Linked DNA regions of Homo sapiens: region 1 is linked to region 2. A link is an interaction called in ENCODE POLR2A ChIA-PET data of the cell type or tissue named here. Cell type or tissue: Panc1. All regions are shown on one strand. Links, peaks and the distances in the headings refer to the core of each region. The heading gives the core; the rest is flanking DNA.

Region 1 (10,889 bases), core at 1,939-9,938, 130 kb before region 2:
AAGAATTTTTCAGACATAGAAAAGGTGAAAGAATTTATCACCAGAAGACCTGTATTATAAGAAATGTTAACAGAAATCTTTTAGGTAGAAGAAAAATGTTGCCAGACGGAATTCTGAATCTACCCAAAAAAGGAAGAGCACTGGAAGTGGTGGCTATGCGGGTAGATACAAAATACTTTTGTCCTTTTAAAAACACAAAATATCCTTCTTGAGTATATAAACCAAAAAGCATCCAAGACAGGTTTCAATCAGTTTAGAAGTTTATTTTGCCAAGGTTAAGGATGTTCCTGGGAGACAGGTCTGTGCCTTTCTCTAAAGATGGTTTTGAGGTCTTCAGTATTTAAAGGGGAAACGCAGGCTGGAGAGGAAAGATGGAGGGGATGATCACATTATTGAATCCATATGTTACAAGAGAAAAGGAGCAAGTAGGGGAACAGTCAATTATGTATTTGTCTTGTGCTCAGTAAAGTGGCCCTTTATATAATAGAAGGTGAACATTACAGTAGCTACCTGTAGAGGTATTTAACCCTTTATCTGTAGCTATCTGCTTAGGAACAAAAGGAGAGACAGCTTCTTGCATGACTCAGCTTTCAGCTAAATTATTTCCTTTTGGCATAGTGATTTGGGGTCTTGAGTTTTAATTTTCCTTTCACAAGTACCTTACCAGAAAAAAAAAAATCTTTAAAAAACAAGTCTTGAAGTCTCTCCCTTCAGGCTCCAATTACACATTCCTGAATTAGGCCACCTAAAGTTATCCTGCAGTTCACTGAGGCTTTATTCATTTATGTAGAGACAGGGTCTTGCTGTTTCCCAGGCTGGAGTGCAGTGGCTTGATCTTAGCTCACTGCAGCCTTGAACTCCTAAGCTCGTGTGACCTTCCCACTTCAGCCTCCTGAGTGGCTAGGACTACAGGTGTACACCACCATACCTGGCTAATTTTGCATGTGTGTGTGTGACATATCTTGCTATCATTTTCTATGTTCTTCATATTTCTTTTTTTTGAGATGGAGTCTCACTCTGTTGCCCAGGCTGGAGTGCAGTGGTGTGATCTCAGCTTACTGCAACCTCTGCCTCCTGAGTTCAATCAATCAGGCCCCTGAAATGATTTCTATCTCTGCCATTTCAGCCTCCCGAGTAGCTGGGACTACATGTGCCCACCACCATGGCCAGCTAATTTTCGTATTTTTAATAGAGACAGGGTTTCGCCATGTTGGCCAGGCTGGTCTCGAACTCCTGACCTCAAGTGATCCGCCTGCCTTGGCCTCCCAAAGTGCTGGGACTACAGGCATGAGCTACTGTGCCCAGCCTATACTCTTCATATTTCTTATGCTTAGGGTTCATTGATCATGGATCTGCAAAAATATAATGTATAAGGTTTATAACATCTATGGAAATAAAACCTGTGACAATAGCACAAAGGCCAAGAGGAGAGAAGTGGAAGTATATTGTTGGATTCTTAAACTTTATATGAATTGTTATAATATCATTTGAAGGTAGACTGTGATAAGTTAAAGTTGTATACTAATAAAGCCTGGCAATCCCTGGTTTAATGCAACAGTTATAACTAATAACTTAAAAAGGAGATAAAATGGAGTTATAAAAAATTCCTGGCAGGCATGGTGGCTCTCACCTGTAGTCCCAACTACCTTGGAGGCTGATGCAGAGAGAGGCTCGCTTGAGCACAGGAATTTGAGGCTGCAGTGAGCTATGATCACATCATTGCACTCCAGTCTGAGCAACAGAATGAGACCTTGTGTCTTATAAAAGGGTGGGGAGAGAGAGAAAACACTTTTTAAAATGTAAAAAACAATTTCTAATCCAAAAATAGAAAAGAGGAAAAAGGAAACAAAGAATACAAGCAAGAAATGGAAAAAAGATGATGGATTTAAACTCCACTATAGCTATCTTCATATTACAAGTAAATGATTTAAACAACCCAATTATAAGACAACTGCACATCTTGGCTCCTCAAACACTCCCCTCTTATTCTGAGTTTGCATCTTTTTTTTTGAGACGGAGTCTGGCTCTGTCGCCCAGGCTGGAGTGCAGTGGCGCAATCTCGGCTCACTGTAAGCTCTGCCTCCCGGGTTCACGCCATTCTTCTGGCTCAGCCTCCCTAGTAGCTGGGACTACAGGCGCCCGCCACTACGCCCGGCTAATTTTTTGTATTTTTAGTAGAGACGGGGTTTCACCGTGTTAGCCAGGATGGTCTCAATCTCCTGACCTCATGATCCGCCCACCTCAGCCTCCCAAAGTGCTGGGATTATAGGTGTGAGCCACCGCGCCTGGCCCTGAGTTTGCATCTTAAAAATCCCCTTGCCCTAAACAGTGAGTCAGCCTTAGTTCATGTGTTAATGCCTTCTGAGATTTGTGAGGGAGACTTCATTTATGGGTATAAAGCCTTTCCATAATGCCTCAGTGCCCACTGGGTAGGAATTTTAATCTTCACAATACCTTGTGTTTACCCCATAAGAAAGAGGATGAAAACGAATGAAAGATAAAGGAAAGCACACATTCTGGTCTCTGGCCTTGGTTCAGGGGACAAGAAAGGTTAAGCAGTGGTTCTTAATGGGGTAATTTTGTCCTTAAAGGACATTTGACAATGTCTGGAGACGTTTTTTATTGTCATGGAGGGGGTAACGTAAGAAGGGTGCTACTGGCATTTGGTGGCTAGAGGCCAGGGATTCTGCTAAACATCCTATAGTGCACAGGACTGCCCACCGCAGTGAAGAATTATCTGGCCCAAAGTGTCACTAGTGCAGAGGTTAAGAAACCCTGGGTTACAGGTAGGGTGAGAGTGGGAATGGGAAGTTCAGAGATAGAAACCATTTCAGGGGCATGCCTTCCTTTGTTTTAGATAATAGGTTTGGAGACAATCCGAGGAAGTTTCCTTCTCAATCTAAGTATACTCAAATACTTCCTAGAAGATATTCTCTTGTATATACTTCTAGCATGTATCACATTGTATTACAGCTTACCGGCTTTTATGTCTGTCTCCCATGTTGTAAATATGATAAACTTGAGGACAGGTATTATCTGGATATTTGTCTTTGTACCCCAAGAACTTAGAACTTAAAACAATGTTAACCTGTGGTGCCTTTCAAATCTATGACCATGTGAACCGGATGAATAAATAAACTGTCTTAATATTATATCTGTAGCTCACACTTATTAAACCCAGAATAAATTTCTGGGGATCCTAGTGGATCTATCTCTGGTGCCTCACATCTGTCTTCAGTGTGGAAAAGGCTTAATATGTAACTGCATAGGCTGGGCATGATGGCTCACGCCTGTAATCCCAGCACTTTGGGAGGCCGAGGTGGGCAGATCACGAGGTCAAGAGATCGAGACCATCCTGGCCAACATGGTGAAACCCCGTCTCTACTAAAAATACAAAAATTAGTCAGGCATAGTGGCATGCACCTGTAATCCCAGCTACTTGGGAGGCTGAGGCAAGAGAATCACTTGAACCTGGGAGGTGGAGGTTGCAGTGAGCTGAGATGGCGCCATTGCACTCCAGCCTGGGCGACAGAGCGAGACTCCATCTCAAAAAAAAAAAAAAAGTAACTGCATAGCACACTTATGGGAGTGTAAACCAGGTCAGTGTTGTTTGTTTGTTATACAAGTGAATACATAGTCATAAGATACTAAAATTTGGCAGTTTTCTTTAGCAACTACACATATTTCTATATGGACCTTTGGGTCTGCCTCTGATATTGTCAACTTGGGAGCAGCCGATGACTACTTTCTTCAAAGATACCTCTTCTTTAGTTGACTGGAAAAAATACCATTTGTGTATGATACCCAATTTGGATCTCAATTTGGATAGAGGTATATCCTCCCTCTTTCTGCACAGGAATTAAGACATTTGAAGAATATTAGATAAATGAAAGGAAATATGAATAGAACGTGTGTATAAAAATATGACCAGAGATCTGATGGCCCAGGTTGGGGTTTGGGGGTCAGGGTCTGGCCAAATGTGAGAGACCACTTGAAGTGAGGCAAACAGGTGTCAAACAGGCAAGCTCTTTCAGAGCTTGTTTTGGCATTGCATGTTTTTTTTTGTTGCTTGTTTTTGTTTTTGTTTTGTTTGAGACAGAGTCTTGCTCTGTTGCCCAGGCTGGAGTGCAGTGGTATGATCTTGGCTGGCTGCAACCTCCGCCTCCCGGGTTCAAGTGATCCTCCTGCCTCACCCTTCCGAGTAGCTGGGATTACAGGTGCCTACCACCATGCCTGGCTAATAGTTTTTTGTATTTTTGGTAGAGACAGAGTTTCCCCATGTTGGCCAGGCTGGTCTTGAACTCCTGACCTCAAGTGGCCCACCTGTCTCAGCCTCTCAAAGTGCTGGTATTACAGGTGTGAGCCACCGCACCCGGCCTGGCATTGCATGTTGATACTGGTTCTCCTCTTACTTCCTCTGCTGCCTCCTCTATTCCTGGTCCTTCTGTTAGATACTTGTTCAGAGGATTTCTAATGTACCTAATCTGTCAACTCTGGGCCTTTACAAAGGTGAGTAAGGGAGCAATGATACCTCTGAACTACTGTGGAAGAGAAATGCTTCATAATGAACTGAGAAAATCCACATAAAATTCCTTAGAAAAAGTTAAAACGCATACAAATGCAAGATGTAATAGTATTAGGCCTAGGAAGCTGGCTGTAATATTCCCATAAGCTCTAACCACACCAGCTTTGGGTGAATCATGCTAAAAGCTGGAGGTTAATAACTGAGCTAATAAAACTGGGAAATTGGAGTATGCGACCATGGGCTGATATCTAGGAGGGGTTGCAGTTTTGAGATTGACTGTTCTAACTAGAATCCTTTGAAATTTAGAAGGTAGTCTGGTCGTCTGGCTCCTGAAGAAGACGACCAGTAGGGAAGAGGTATTCTGCGGCTATGACTGGTATGAGAACATTGAAGCCTACTGGGATGGGGCAGTATCTTAGAGGGAATGATAGACTCCACCGATTTCGAATAGAGATATGACTGGTGAATTTCTAGGGATCGCCATACCTCCTTTTCTCTTTCATTTTTGTTTTTGGGCTTTGCTGGTTTAGTTTTTTGCCAATTCATGGTCCTGAACTTTCTCAGTTAACTTTGGAAATGAATAACGTAGGAAATGTCCTCTCATCTCCCTCCCTTATTACTCTAAAGGACAGAACCAGGATCCACATGGAGGTACTTCTCTACATGGATCTGAAATATGGGACTATCCTGATTGTATTCTAAAGGATCAAGGTGCTAGAAAGTGACCACTGGGCAATGGATTACATTTGGGGATACAAATATATAGTATTGGGGCTAAGAGAACAGGTTTTTTAGTCAGTCTAGCAAAGTCTAGAACTCAGTTCCACCACCTACTGGCTCCCGTTGGACGAGGTATTTAACCTATCTGTGCCTCTTTTCTTATCTGTAAAAGGGCATAAGAATAGGTTCTATCCGATACTGTTGTTGTGAAGTCTAAATGTTGAAATAGTACATAAGCATTTGATGCAGTACCTGGCACATAACACAAATTAGCTGTTGTCATTACACTCAGGTGAATCTAACCTCTTACCAGCCATACCTGCCTTAGAAAGTTGTACAAGGAATCAATGAATTTATTGTGTAGAGCTTCTCAGTAATGTAAAGGAGTGCTGTTTGGCTTGCATTTTACACACATAGTTACTATTTTAATGTTCTTCCTGTGAGTCATTATGATTTGCTTCCATCATGTGGATAGAGAAACAGGTTCAGGAGGGTAAATGGGTGTTCAGATTTAGATCTCCTATTCTCAGATCCTTCTTTGTTCAGAATACAGGTTCTGTAGTCACTTTGTATTTCAAGAGCTTTACTTATCTTAGAAATTCGTGTAATATCTTGTCCTCTAGATTTGGTGCTTCCAGATGTGAGTTATCAGGTGGAATCCAGTGAGGAGGATCAGTCTCAGACTATGGATCCTCAAGGACAAACTCTGCTGCTTTTTCTCTTTGTGGATTTCCACAGTGCATTTCCAGTCCAGCAAATGGAAATCTGGGGTAAGTATAAGAGAATGGGGTTGCCAGCTGGGGTGTGCCAAATGCTAAGAGAGAGGGAAACTTTGTGTAATGCACACATCTAAATTAGATATATTTCTGTAGAATAAATAAGTTCAGTGAAAAACCTTGCTTAATAAAATGAACATATCCTATAGAAAAGATTCATATATTGATGCATCGCTTAAATGATGACATTTCTAGTCTGGTTGGCCAGAAATCAGCAGATACTTCATATATTGCTCCCTAGGGATCAGCGGTTTTCAACGTTAGCCGCACAATATATTACCTGGAGAGCATCTAAAATGCTTACTCCCCAGAGATTCTGATTTCCAGATGGACTGAGGTGGGGCTTAGGGTTCAGTATGTTTTTAAATTTTTTTTATTTTTAGAGATGCTCTGTCGTCCAGGCTGGAGTACAGTTGCGCGAGCATAGCTCAATGCAACATCAAACTCCTGGGCTCATGTGGTCCTCCCGCTTCAGCCTCCCAAGTAGCTGGGCCTACAGATGCATGCCAGTGCACCTGGATAACTTTTTCAATTATATTTTGTATTATTATTTTTTGTATGGAGGTCTTGCTTTGTTGCCCAGGCTGTTCTCGAACTCCTGGCTTCAAGTAATCTTCCTTCCTCGGCATCCCCAAGTGCTTGTCAGTATGTTTTTAAAGTTTCTCAGGCTGGGTGCGGTGGCTCATGCCTGTAATCTCAGCACTTTGGGAGGTTGAAGTGGGTGGATCACTTGCAGCCAGGAGTTCAAGGCCAGCCTAGCTAACACGGCGAAACCCCATCTCTACTAAAAATACAAAAATTAGCTGGCATGGTGGCAGCTTCTTGTAATCCCAGCTATTCAGGAGGCTGAGGCAGGAGAATCTCTTGAACCCAGGAGGCAGAGGTTGCAGTGAGCCAAGATTGTACCACTGCACTTCAGCCTGGACAAGAGATTGAGACTCTGTCTCAAGAAATAAAATAAAATAAAATAAAATAAAATCACTTCTCAGGTGATTCTGATGTACAGCAAGGCTTGGGAACTTTTCATCATCATGCTGCCTTTCCAGGTGGATTTAAAAAATGCACACCTGTTCTTATTCAGGTATGCAACAGGGAACCTTTGGTGTTTATCTATTAGATGGGTGACAATTTGTTATCAATCAGAAAGGTTATCTATGATAGAGATAAAACAGTGGTTTCATTTTCTGGTCCATGAAACACATGCATCAGAATCACTGGATGATGATGATGATGATGATGATGATGATTTTTGAGACAGAGTCTCCCTCTGTCGCCCAGGCTGGAGTGCAATAGCGTGATCTTGACTCACTGCAGCCTCCACCTCCCGGGTTCAAGCAATTTTCCTGCCTCAGCCTCCTGAGTAGCTGGAATTACAGGCACACGCCACCACACCTGGCTAATTTTTGTATTTTTAGTAGAGATGGGGTTTCACCATGTTGGTCAGGCTGGTCTCGAACTCCTGACCTCGTGATCCACCCGCCTCAGCCCCCCAAAGTACTGGGATTACAGGTGTGAGCCACCACACCAGGCCATTATTATTATTATTGTAGAGGCAAGGTCTGAACTCCTGGGCTCAAGTGATCCTCCCACCTCGGCCTCCCAAAGTGCTGGGATTACAGGCATGAGCAATCGCACTGGCCTCAAGTGATTCTTAAATAGAGTAAAATTTGAAAACCACTGAGCATGAGCAGGAGTTGACTTCTGCATTTTAATCCAATAAACCCTGGGACATAAATTTAAGTGTTTCTCAATGCCCTCCTAATCTTTGAGGAAAGTTACAAGGAGAAGTGGAGCTTATACAAATTTGGGGAAAGGTTCGTAAGCCTCCCTTTTGGTGCTTCTGATATGTCTCTGTTCTCCTTTCTCTATGGGCCAATGTGTTTTCGTGGGACTCTATTCTCCAGGCACTCTAGTGCTATTTGGTGTGGCCCTGCTCCTACTGAGTCATAAGAAAAAAGAGACTGCTTACACCAGATCAAAAGAGCTCATGTTGACTGGTGTCAATTATTTATTGAACAAACCATTGTTGGCTGTGGTATTCTTCCTTCTACCTTCCTTCTGAGCCTCTCAGAAGTAAGATAAGGCAAACTTTTCCCTGCCTTTTCCCAACACATGCTGTACACACTAGGAGAGAAGCACTGTTTCCTGGGGCTCTGGCTTGTAGCTCTTTATTTGAGGAGCTAATGGTCTTTGGTGTACCGCCGTTCTGATGATTAACACCAGGGGAATGGAAAATAGAAGATACCTAAACTAATGTGAGGATTCCTGGGGCTGTTCCCTGTGGCTTATGCTCACATAGACAGAGGTTGGTAAGAGCAGCAGCTGATTATTGTGGAAAAGACATCAGGGTGGAATCAAGAGACCTGGGTTTAATTTTAGCACTGATACCAACTTCCTCAATGATTTTTGGGAAGTATGTCACGTAAATCTGAGCCTCCCTTTTCATATCTTTAACATGAGATTGTTAGGCTAGGCCCCATCAAAGGCCCTTCCAGGTCTAAAACCCTCTTAAGACTTAAGATCTGCTACCTTCTGGCAGGCTTTTTTTAAGGTCTGTCAGAAGGTAATCCTTGGATAATGCAAGCCTGATAACATGTTCTGAGCCCTAAAGAACATTCCTTAAGAACTCAGATTCCTCAGAAACACAGTATTATCATTCCTGAACTACTGTGATAATTTGTACACTTCTGTTTAGCTTGACCCTGAAGGCCTGCAGTATCTCAGTTGTTGTACTCAGTATTGGATTTAAAAGAAATTCATCAATGTATTAGTAAACACAGTAAGGCTCTCCCATCTTACACATCTGGTAATTTAAGACTAGCCTCTGAAGAAGATGCACAGTGAGGGAAGGTAGATATAGACATAGTGATAATTTTACCTTCTCTTCCCCCTTTTCTTTCTCATATCCTTAAAAGCTTTCTCTAGAGCCTCTTTTTTAGGAAACAGATGGTGCAAAGTTAGTCTGTTTCCATGTGTCTTTAAGAAAATTACTTAATTGGCCTTATGCCCACCTACCTTGTCATGGTAACTTTTCTGTGATTAACTCATTTTTTTTTTCTTGTGACTAACTCATTATTTTCCCCAATGTCAAAAGCATTTGGTGGTCAAAAGTTTTAGGAATGAACTTTGACTTTTAAATTAAATGTCTGCTTTCAAAAGAGATCTGATTTCTTGAAGCTGTTCTTAAAACCAAACTATGGAAAATACCAATCTAGATGATACATTAACATAGCAATAGCAATATTTTGAAACTGTACAGTGTACATTTCAAAACACTTCATGGGCTAGGCACTGTGGCTTGGCTCCTGTAATCCCAATACTTTGAGGGGCCAAAGCAGGAGGACCGCTTGAGCCCAAGAGTTCAAGACCAGCTCGGGCAACACAGCGAGACCTCGTCTCTACATATACAAATTTGCCCGGGCATGGTCCCTCACACCTGTAATCCCAGCACTTTGGGAGGCCGAGGCGGGCGGATCACACTGAGGTCAGGAGTTTGAGACCAGTCTGGCCAACATGGCGAAACCCCGTCTCTACTAAAAATACAAAAATTAGCTGGGTGTGGTGGCAGGCGCCTGTAATCCCAGCTACTCGGGAGGCTGAGGCAAGATAATCACTTGAATCCAGGAGGCGGAGGTTGCAGTGAGCCGAGATCACGCCATTGCACTCCAGCTCGGGCAACAAGAGCAAAACTCTTGTCTTAAAAAAAAAAAAAAAAAAAAAATTGGCCAGGCATGGTGGTGGTGTACACCTGTGGTCCCAGCTATTCGGGAGGCTGAGGTGGGAGGATCACTTGAGCCCCGGTGGTCGAGGCTGCAGTGAGCCAAGATCGTGTCACTGCACTCCAGGCTGGGCAACAAAACCCACAAAACACTTTGTGTACATTATCGCAGTTTATCTACACAACATACCTGTGAGAGCAGGTGGTATAAAGCCATTTTCTATACTGAAGAAAAGATTTCATCACCACTAGTTGATGGCAGAATTGGCCCTAGAATCTATGTTCTCCCTGACTCCAGCTCCAGAATCCTTTTGAGCTTACCATATATTACGTTCCCTACCAGGAAAGGATCATGGTGCCTTGTGGTAGAAAATGTTCTTCTGGTTTGCATTTTTAATACAGTCCTGGAAAAAGCCAGCCAGTTTTAGGCTGCTTCCCATAGAATTCTGAACACTGAAAACAAAGAATAATCAAGAAGGATTTTCTCCAGGTGACCTGTAAATTTGGCTTCCTGTGCCTGCTGCATCGGGATCATTAAATGGTGGCCTATTGTTTGATGGCATAGTTTTTTTGCCTGTTGCTCTCACATATTAGCTTTTCTGAATGAGACTGAGCAGTGGTGCCTGTGGTTACTTTAACAGAGATAATCTCCCATTTAAAAGGACCTCATACCAACAGTTCTGTGTCATCTCTGTGAATTTTAACCTTTTCTTTACCACAGTACGTCTGAAAGCACTGCCACAACAGTGATGTTCACATAGACGTAGAGTAGGGTTAGACACACTCTATAGGACCTTTGCTTCTCCCTTTCTCCTCTCCTTTGGGAGTCACTGGGATTGTTGTTTATAGTACATGGTATATATTTCTGCTATGAATTAAACAGGATCCCTTATTTGTTTCTTTAAAAAATAATGTCATTCTCCACCTTAATTTTCCTGAGCTTTCTTAGATTTATGAGTGGGAATTAGGTAGGTGTGTAAGTTGCTGGGAGATTTTGTCTAAAAAAAGGTAATTATTTGTGGATATGTAGGGGTCTCTTCTTCCAAGAGGCATCTTTCCCACTCCCAGTCCTGACTCAAAGCACATGAACAGCAATCTTGAAGTAGTTATCCTCGCTCATGGTTAATCCTTGGATAATGCAAGCCTGATA
Region 2 (10,889 bases), core at 1,428-9,427:
ATATTCATCCTCATTGGAGTTCACTGAGCTTCCTGAGTGGGTAGGTTACTGTTTTTCATCAGCTTGTGGCCATTCTTTCTGACCCTTTCTCTCCTCTCCTTCTGGGACTCTCATGATGCATATGTTGATTTGTGTGACGGTGCACCATGGGTCTCTGAGGCTGTTAATTTTCCTTCATTCTTTTTTCATTAGCCTGAAAAATCTCAAGGTACCATCTTCAAGCTTGCTGATTTTTTTCTGCCTGCTCAAATCTGCTGTTCAGCCTCTAGTGAATTTTTCATGTCAGTAACTACACAGTTCAACTCCAGAATTTCTGGGTTTTTTTTGTTTTTTTTTTTTTTGAGACTGAGTCTTGCTCTGTTGCCTAGGCTGGAGTACAGTGATGCCATCTCAGCTCACTGCAATCTCCACCTCCCAGGTTCAAGCGATTCTCCTGCCTCAGCCTCCTGAGTAGCTGGGACTACAGGTGCGTGCCACCACACTCAGCTAATTTTTTGTATTTTTAGTAGAGACGGGGTTTCACTGTGTTAGCCAGGATGGTCTCGATCTCTCGACCTCGTGATCCACCTGCCTTGGCCTCCCTCTATTTGGTGAGACACTCTTCTCACATTTTCCTTAAGTTCTTTAGACAAATTTAAAATAGTTGATTTAACATCATTGTCTATGAAGTCCAACATCTAGGCTGGAAAAGACTGTGTCTTTCCTGTGTATGAACCATACTTTCTTGTTTCTTTGCATGCCTCATAACTTTTTGTTGAAAACAAGAATAACTTTTTTCTGCGATTTTTCCTGAATAAATGTGTCTTAGATTGTTGCAAGCCTTTGGTTAATTTCTCGAGTTCTGAAAAAGTTGGTTTTAATCATTTTTGCCAGTTTTCTCATTCCTTTAAATGGAGGAACAGCATTTATGAAGTCCTCACTCCACCACTCCCCAGCAATCTATATCTCATATGGCATTTAGAAAGAGGTTTTCATCCCCCAAAACAATTTTTTGGAAAAGAGGGGTAAAAGAGTCAAACTCTGATATTTAAGTACCTAGTACTCGACCGTAAGCCCCAAGTAGTGTTATGAATTGCACCCTTCTCTAATTAGATTTTTTAAATTGATAACTTAAAATTAAAACATCCTATAAAGAAAAAAATACTATATAGAAAATTTTTTAAACACATAATTTTGTAACTCCAGCAACCTGAACAAATTGTTGGTATAGCATTCCAAAATAACAAAAAATGAGATATTATACATTCTGTTTTATAATATATATTTTTTGTGTAAAGGCATCATAGCTCTCGTCCTATGGTAATAAATTTAGAGTGACAGCTTGATTAGGATACATGAGCTATTTTTAAAGGCTACATCATATGACACAGAACAGACTTCATATGTAGCAATCATTTTCTGATGTACGTTTTGGTGATTTCCCATTTTCTGCTATCACCTCATATGTTTGCACGCCTGTCCCATGATACCACAGGTTACATTTCTAGAACTGGAATTGCTGTGTTAAATGACTTGACATTTTAGGTTTCATCTTCTCTGCACCCCCCAGTCATTTAATACTGGCCCTATGGTGAAGCACATTTTCCCTCCTCTTTGAGAGCAGAGTCGTCACTCAGTGACATCACTGCCTTCGTTTACTATATGGTCAGCCCTCTGTATCTGTGGGTTCCACATCCACTCATTCAACCAACTGGGGATCAAAAATATTCGAAAAAGCAAAATAAAAAATGACAATACAACAATAAAAAATAATACAAATAAAAACAATACAGTATAAGAACTATTTACATGGCATTTACATTGGATTGGGTATTTTAAGTTATCCAGAGATGATTTAAAGTACACAAGATGATATGCATAGGTTATATGCAAATACTATGCCATTTTCTATCAAGCACTTGAGCATCTTGGAGGATTCTGGCATCCATAGGGGGGTCTTGGAACCAGTCCCCAGGGGATAGCAAGAAACAACTGTGCTATGAAATACTGTATCTCACAGTGCTCCTTTACCACCTTAAAGGGGAACACAGCCACAGGTGAGGACAGACTGTACTTAAAACTCCTGCAGAGGCTGGACACAGTGGTTCACGCCTGTAATCCTAATACTTTGGGAGGCCAAGGCGGGTGGATCACCTGAGGTCAGGAGTTTGAGACCAGCCTGACCAATACGGAGAAACCCCGTCTCTACTAAAAATACAAAATTAGCCAGGTGTGGTGGCGCATGCCTGTAATCCCAGCTACTCGGAAGGCTGAGGCAGGAGAATCACTTGAACCCGGGAGGCAGAGGTTGCAGCAAGCCGAGATCGTGCCATTGCACTCCAGCCTGGGCAACAAGAGCAAAACTCCGTCTCAAAAAAAAAAAAAAAAAAAAAACCAAAAACAAGAAAAAACAAAAAAAAAACAACTCCTGCAGAGACACATGAGAAAGAATGAAATTGGACCCTTACCTGACACCATATCCATGACCTAAACATAAGACCTAAAATGACAAAACTCTTGGAAAAAACATAGGGGAAAAGCTTTATATTAGATTTAACAATGATTTCTTGGATACAACACCAAAGGCAGGCACAGGCAACAAAAAGCAAAGATAGACAAGTTGGACTTCAAGAAAATGTAAAAATTTTGTGCATCAAAAGACATTATCATGGGGTAAAAAGGCAATCCACAGTATGGAAGAAAATATTTACAAATCATGTATCTGATAAGGGATTAATATCGAGAATACATAGAAAGTTCCCAAAACTTTTTTTTTTTTTTTTTGAGACAGGGTCTCACTCTGTTGTCCAGGCTGGAATGCAGTCGTACAATCTCGACTCACTGCAGCCTCGACTTCTCATGCTCAAGTGATCCTCCCACTTCAGTCTCCCTGGTAGTTGGGACCACACCCGGCCCCTCTGCCCATTTTGAATCAGGTGGTTTTTTGTGTGTGTGTGTTGAATTTTGGGAGTTTGCCAGGTGCAGTGGCTCATGTCTGTAATCCCAGCACTTTGGGAGGCTGAAGCAGGCAGATCACTTGAGCTCAGGAGTTCAAGACCAGCCTGGGCATCATGGTGAAACGCTGTCTCCACAAAAAATACAAAAACTACAGCTACAAAATACAAAATACAAAAAAATACAGCTACAAGGGAGGCTGAGGTGGGAGGATCACTGCAGCCCAGGAGGTCGAGGCTGCAGTGAGCCAAGACTGTGCCACTGTACTCCAGCCTGGGCAACAGAACAAGACCCTGTCTCAAAATAAATAAATAAATAAATAATAAAAATTTAAAAAGGCAAAGGACTTGAACAGACATTTCCCCAAAGAAGATAGAAGATATACAAATGGCCAATAAGCACATCACAAGATGCTCAAGGCCAGGCACAGTGGCTCACGCCTGTAATCCCAGTACTTTGGGAGGCTGAGGCAGGTGGTCACTTGAGGTCAGGAGATCGAGACCAGCCTGGCTAACACGTCTCTACTAAAAATACAAAAATTAGCCAGGCATGGTGGTGCATGTTTACAATCCAAGCTACTTGGGAGGCTGAGGCAAGAGGATAGCTTGAACCCAGGAGGCAGAGGTTGCAGTGAGCTGACATGGTGCCACTGCACTCCAGCCTGGGCAACAGAGCAAGCAAGACTCCATCTAAAAAAAAAAAAAAAAAAAAAAGGTGCTCAACATCACTAATCATTAAGGAAATGCAAATCCAAACTACAATGAGATATCACCTCATACCCATTGGGATGGCTACTATCAAAACAACAAAGTGTTGGTGAGGATGTGGAAAAACTGGAACCCTCATGCACTGTTAATGGAAATGTAAAATGCTGTAGCTGATGTGGAAAATAGCATAGCAGGCTCTTGAGAAATTAAAAATAGAATTGCCATTGACCCAGCAATCAGGTATATATCCAAAAGAACTGAAAGCAAAGTCTCAAAGAGATATTTGTACACCCATATTCATGGAAGCATTATTCATAATAGCTCAAACATGGAACCAAGCCAAGTGTCCACAGATATATGAATGGATAAGTAAAATCCATACAACGGAATATCATTCAGCCTTTTCTTTTTTTTTGAGGCAGAGTCTTGCTCTGTCGCCCAGGCTGGAGTGCAGTGGCGCCATCTCGGCTCACTGCAAGCTCCGCCTCCCGGGTTCACACCATTCTGCTGCCTCAACCTTCCGAGTAGCTGAGACTACAGGTGCCCGCCACCATGCCCAGCTAATTTTTTGTATTTTTTAGTAGAGACGGGGTTTCACCGTGTTAGCCAGGATGGTATCGATCTCCTGACCTCGTGATCTGCCTGCCTCGGCCTCCCAAAGTGCTGGGATTACAGGTGTGAGCCATCATGCCTGGCCCCCATCATTCAGCCTTAAAAAGAAATTCCGGCCAGGCGCAGTGGCTCACGCCTGTAATCACAACACTTTGGGAGGCTGAGGCGGGCAGATCACCTGAACTCAGGAGTTTGAGATCAGCCTGACCAACATGGGGAAACCCCGTCTCTAATAAAAATATAAAATTAGCCGGGTGTGGTGGCACATGCCTGTAATCCCAACTACTCGGGAGGCTGAGGCAGGAGAGTCGCTTGAACTCGGGAGGCAGAGGTTGTAGTGAGCCGAGATCGCACCATTGCACTCCAGCCTGGGCAACAAGAGTGAAACTCCATCTCAAAAAAAAAAAAAATGCTGGGCGCGGTGGCTCATGCCTGTAATCCCAGCACTTTGGGAGGCCGAGGTGGACGGATCACGAAGTCAGGAGATCGAGACCATCCTGGCTAACACGGTGAAACCCCGTCTCTACTAAATATACAAAAAAAATTAGCTGGGCATGGTGGCAGGCGCCTGTAGTCCCAGCTCCTCGGGAGGCTGAGGCAGGAGAATGGTGTGAACCCGGGAGGTGGAGCTTGCAGTGAGCCGAGATCGCACCACTGCACTCCAGCCTGGGCGACAGAGCGAGACTCCATCTCAAAAAAAAAAAAAAAGAAATTCTGACACATGCTACAACATGGATGAACCTTGAGGACATTATGCTATGTGAAATATGCCAGTCACAAAAAGACAAATACCGTATGATTCCATTTATATGAGGTGCCTAGAGCAGTCCAATTCAGAGACAGAAAGTAGAATGGTGGGTGCCAGGGGCTTGGGTGAGTGGAGAATGAGGAGTCAGGATTTAAGGGTTACAGAGCTTCAGTTTTACAAGATGAAAAAAAGTCTGCAGATAGTGGTGATGGTTGCTCAATATAAATATACTTAATACCACTGAACTGTACGCTGGAAAATGGTTAAGAAAGTTTCGGCTGGGTGCGATGGCTCACACCTGTAATCCCAGCACTTTGGGAGGCCGAGGCGGGCGGATCACCTGAAGTCGGGAGTTTGAGATCATCCTGACCAACATGGAGAAAACCCGTCTCTACTAAAAAGAAATACAAAATTAGCTGGGTCTGGTGGCGGGCGTCTGTAGTCCCAGCTACTCGGGAGGCTGAGGCAGGAGAATTGCTTGAACCCGGGAGGCGGAGGTTGCGGTGAGCCAAGATCATGCCATCACACTCCAGCCTGGGCAACGAGAGCGAAACTCCATCTCAAAAAAAAAAAAAGTAAGTTTAATATCAGGTGTACATAATACATGTGTTATATGGACATCCCCTCAAAATTCACATGTTCAACCTAACTCCCAATGCAATCGTATTAAGAGGTGGGGCCTTGAGGAGGTTGTCATGAGGGTCCTGTTCTATGAGTAGGATTAGCATCCTAATAAAAGAGGTCGAGCTGGCCATGGTGGCTGGCGCCTATAATCCCAGCTAGTCAGGAGGCTGAGGTGGGAAGATGTTGAGCCCAGGAGTCGGAGGAAAAAAAAAAAAGGGGTCACGGTCAAAAGGAGCTGCCTTGTCCCTTCCACCCTGTGAGGACGCAGCCTGAAGACAGCATGATTTGTGAGGAACAAGCCCTCACCAGATACCGAATCTGCTGCTGCCTTGATCTTGGACTTCTCAGCTTCCAAAACCGTTAAGAAATAAACTTCTCGGCCGGGTGCGGTGGCTCACGCCTGTAATCCCAACACTTTGGGAGGCCGAGGCCCGGATCATGAGGATCATGAGGTCAGGAGATTGAGACCATCCTGGCTAACACGATGGAACCCTGTCTCTACTAAAAATGCAAAAAAAAAAAATTTGCCGGGCGTGGTGGCAGGCGCCTGTAGTCCCCCAGCTACTTGGGAGGCTGAGGCAGGAGAATGGCATGAACCCGGGAAGCAGCGGAGCTTGTGGTGAGCAGAGATCGCGCCACTGCTCTCCAGCCTGGGCTATAGAGCAAGACTCCGGCTCAAAAAAAAAAAAAAAAAAAAAAAAAAAAAAGAAATTTCTCAACATGGTGAAACCCCGTTTCTACTAAAAAATGCAAAAATTAGCCGGGCGTCGTGGCAGGCGCGTGTATTCCCAGCTAATAGAGAGGCTGAGGCAGAGAATCTCTTGAACCCAGGAGACAGAGGTTGCAGTGAGCCACTGCCCTCCAGCCTGAGTGATAATAGCGAAACTGTCTCAAAAAAAAAAAAAAAAGAAAAGAACAAAAGGCCGGGCACAGTGGCTCACGCCTGTAATCCCAGCACTTTGGGAGCCCGAGGCGGGCGGAACACAAGGTCAGGAGATCGAGACCATCCTGGCTAACACGGTGAAACTCCGTCTCCAATAAAAATACAAAAAATTAGCCGGGTGTGATGGTGGGCGCCTGTAGTCCCAGCTACTTGGGAGGCTGAGGCAAGAGAATGGCATGAACTCAGGAGGAGAAGCTTGCAGTGAGCCGAGATTGCACCACTGCACTCCAGCCTGGGTGACAGAGCAAGACTCCGTCTCAGAAAAAACAACTTCAGGCCGGCCGCAATGGCTCACACCTGTAATCCCAGCACTTTGGGAGGCCAAGGCAGGCGGATCACTTGAGGTCAGGAGTTCGAGACCAGCCTGCCCAACATGGTGAAACCCCATCTCTACTAAGAGTACAAAAATTAGTTGGGCATGGTGGCACACACCTATAATCCCAGCTACTCAGGAGTCTGAGGCAGGAGAATCGCTTGAACCTGGGAGGCAGGGGTTGCAGTGAGCCGAGATTGCACCACTGCATCCATCCTGGGTGACACAGCAAGACTGTCTCAAAAAATAAATAAATAAAAATAATAAATAAATAAATTTCTATTGTTTATAAATTACCTAGAATAAGGTTATTTTGTTATAGCAGCCCAAAGGGATGAAGACAATGTATTTTGCCACAATTTTTTAAAATGGGGGACGAAAAACTCTTGCAGCGCAAAAACCTAAGTCAGCCTCCTGCCAATTTCTCCCCCAAATGTCCTTTTCTTGTCACTCTACAAACCTCTGCTCTTACTCACATTGGGCCACATGTGCATCAGACATCAACGGAGAGGTCAAACTGCATTAATAATTCTCAACCAGGTCCACTCACCACCTACAAGCTTCCTGGGGCCATACCCAGTGACCAGGACAGGAATGCAATTCTGCATCTAGTTATCATCCAAGACGCAGATTTCTAACAAGAATTTGATGGCAATGGGCTCTCCAAAGATTGGTAGCTCTCCACCGGGAGGTTAGGGAGAGGCCAAAATTCTCACCATTTCCAGGGGCGTGAACTGAAGAACATGAAAAAGGTGGCACTGGTTCCAGATGCTATAATTTATTGGTAACCAGGCGTGATCAGAAAGTAAGAACTCTTAAGTACCACCCTCTTTCTCTTTATTTGAAAAGGTTTAAGAGATGGAAGGAAATGCCAGACATGGACTCAGAAGACTGGGACTCAAATTCTAGCCCTGGTGGGTCAGACATGATTTTACTAGTCCTTGGTCAGAGAAAGCCTTGGGAGATACAGAGAATCTAAAGAATCTAAACTGTATCTATTTTGTATTTAGTTCCACCTATTTTTGTGGCCATACTGCATAACAAAAAGGAAGCCTTAAATAGATTAACTGAATTCAAATGGTTTGGGGGGGCGGGTCGGAACTGCAGAGTTACATGAGATGAGAAGAGGAAGACATTAGTAATGTGATACTTCTATTTGAGGCACATGGGCTGTGAGACCATCCCCATTTGGAGGCAAAATGGTGGCAGTGGAGCAGGCTCTGCTTAGCAGTTAGATTCAAAGTCCAGTTTCATCCCTGCCAGGGGTCTCTTTAATTATAAAGAAAATGTCATCCAGTTGAGAAAGAAAGGCCAAAAGTTAATTAGAAAAATAATTTACTATACTTTAAAATCATGTATTTAATTCCTTATTAGGTAAGCTTCTCTAATTCCAGGAAAATATTAGATTAAATATAGACAAGGCTAGGAAAATAAAAACCATAGTATTTATATTTTTGTGTTAAGAAATCTGGCCGGGCGCGGTGGCTCACGCCTGTAATCCCAGCACTTTGGGAGGCCGAGGCGGGTGGATCATGAGGTCAGGAGATCGAGACCATCCTGGCTAACAAGGTGAAACCCCGTCTCTACTAAAAATACAAAAAATTAGCAGGGCGCGGTGGCGGGCGCCTGTAGTCCCAGCTACTCGGGAGGCTGAGGCAGGAGAATGGCGTGAACCCGGGAAGCGAAGCTTGCAGTGAGCCAAGATTGCGCCACTGCAGTCCGCAGTCCGGCCTGGGCGACAGAGCGAGACTCCGTCTCAAAAAAAAAAAAAAAAAAAAAAGAAATCTGTGTGTTGTCTGTTACTTTATGTACTCTAAGAGAATATGGTCTGTTTAGAATAACAAATCAGTCTTGAGATTCCAATTAAAACATGTAACTGAGGCCAGGCGTGGTGACTCACATCTGTAACCACATGATTTTGGGAGGCTGAGGCAGGTGGATCGCATGATAGCAGTTTGAGACCAGCCCTGGCAACACAGTGAAATCCCACCTCTACAAAGAAAATTTTTTAAAAGGCCAGGTGCAGTGGCTCATGCCTGTAATCCCAGCACTTTGGGAGACCAAGGCGGGCAGATCACAAGGTCGGGAGTTCGAGATCAGCCTGGCCAATATGGTGAAACCCCGTCTCTACTAAAAATACAAAAATTAGCTGGGCCACGCCTGTAATCCCAGCTACTCGGGAGGCTGAGGCAGAAGAATTGCTTGAACCCAGCAGGCGGAGGTTGCAAGTAGGCCAAGATCATGAAACCGCATTCCAGCCTGGGCAACAGAGTGAGACTCCATCTCAAAAAAAAAATTTTTTTTAAATCAGCCAGGCATGACGTGCATGCCATGGTCCCAGCTACTCAAGAGGCTGAGATGGGAGGATCGCTTGAGCATGGGAGGTCGAGGCTGCAGTGAGCCACGATCGCATCAGTGCAAGCCAGCCTGGGGCACAGAGCAAGACCCTGTCTCAAAACAAAAAACATGTAACTGAGTAGTTAGTTTAGACGTGTGATTTTACATAGAAATTTTACTAAGTTTAAAATCAGTACTGGCAGATGACAAACACATGACAAGATGCTCAACATCATTATCATTAGGAAAATTCAAATTGAAACCATGAGATACCACCATATACCTTTTTAAATGGCTAAAATTTAAAAGACTAACCATAGCCAGTGTTGGGGAGGATGAAGAGAAACTGGAACTCTCATACACAGCTGGTAGGAATGTAAAATACTACAACCACGTCAGAAAATTTGGCAGTTCAAGTTAAACATACATACAGCTACCACAGGATCCAGCCACTCCACTCCTAGGCATTTACCCAAGAGAAAAGGAAATATATGTTCACACAAAGACTTATACACAAATGTTCACAGTAGCTTTATTTGTAGATGCCAAAAAGTAGAAGCACCTGAGATGACCAACAAAGGTGACTGGATAAACTGTAATACCCATATAATGAAATCAGCAAAAAAAAAAAGCTGGGTGCGGTGGCTCATGCCTGTAATTCCAGCACTTTGGGAGGCCGAGGCGGGAGGATCACAAGGTCAGGAGATCAAGACCATTCTGGCTAACACAGTGAAACCCCGTCTCTACTAAAAATACAAAAACAAAATTAGCTGGGTGTGGTGGTGGGTGCCTGTAGTCCCAGCTACTCGGGAGGTTGAGGCGGAGCTTGCAGTGAGCCGAGATCGTGCCACTGCACTCCAGCCTGTGCGACAGAGCAAGACTCAGTCTCAAAAAAAAAAAAAGAACTGACCAGGAACAGTGGCTCATGCCTGTAACCCCAGCACTTTGGGAGGCCAAGGTGGAAAGTGGGAAGGACTGCTTGAGTTCAGGAGTTCAAGACAAGCCTAAGGGCCAGGTGCGGTAGCTCACGCAGGTAATCCCAACACTTTTCGAGGCTGAGGTGGGGTGGATCATTTGAGGTCAGGAGTCGAGACCAGCCTGGCCAACATGGTGAAACCCCCTCTCTACTAAAAATACAAAAATTAGCTGGGCGTGGTGGTGGGCGCCTCTAGTCCCAGCTACTTGGGAGGCTAAGGCAGAAGAATCGCTTGAACCCGGGAGGCAGAGGTTGCAGTGAGCCGAGATCATGCCACTGCACTCCAGCCTGGGCGACAGAGTGAGATTCCGTCTCAAAAAAAAAAAAAAAGCCTAAGCAACATACCGAGATCTCATCTCTACTAAAGATAGATAGATAGATAGATAGATAGATAGATAGATAGATAGATAGATAGATATGCCAGGCGTAGTGGCACACACCTGTAGTTCCAGCTACTCAGTGAGATGGGAGATCACTTGAGCCCAGAAGATCAAGGCTGCAGTGAGCTATGATCACGCCGCTATATTCCAGCTTGGGTGACAGAGCAAGACTCTGTCTTAAAAAAAAAAAAAAGAAGGAAATGAACTATCAATACAAGCAACAACATGGACATATCTCAACATAATTATGCTGAGTAAAAGAAGGCAGAGAAAAAAGAATATATACTGTATGAGTCAATTTATGTGAAATTCCAG

Evidence for each region. Peaks named below come from ENCODE experiments on the same cell type or tissue, not always from the same donor. Only the 100,000 strongest peaks of a DNase experiment are listed, where the experiment ranks them.
Region 1: POLR2A ChIA-PET joins it to region 2 with 10 read pairs; 2 of 35 experiments call an interaction of 5 or more read pairs at or near these places.

Annotation. Positions count from the first base shown.
Region 1 is chr11:66,810,185-66,821,073 of GRCh38, forward strand. TOP6BL (TOP6B like initiator of meiotic double strand breaks) reads left to right here. Exons shown (of 15, transcript NM_001302084.2): 8 at 3,681-3,831; 9 at 5,869-6,015. Among named protein-coding and RNA genes, the nearest start is that of RCE1, 28 kb to the right of the region's middle. RefSeq lists an enhancer at 2,394-3,177. In Panc1, for the core only: no CTCF peak of the experiment used is centred there; a DNase peak (open chromatin) is centred at 5,617.
Region 2 is chr11:66,937,454-66,948,342 of GRCh38, forward strand. All of the region lies in intron 3 of PC (pyruvate carboxylase), which reads right to left. Among named protein-coding and RNA genes, the nearest start is that of MIR3163, 8.4 kb to the left of the region's middle. In Panc1, for the core only: no CTCF peak of the experiment used is centred there; no DNase peak of the experiment used is centred there.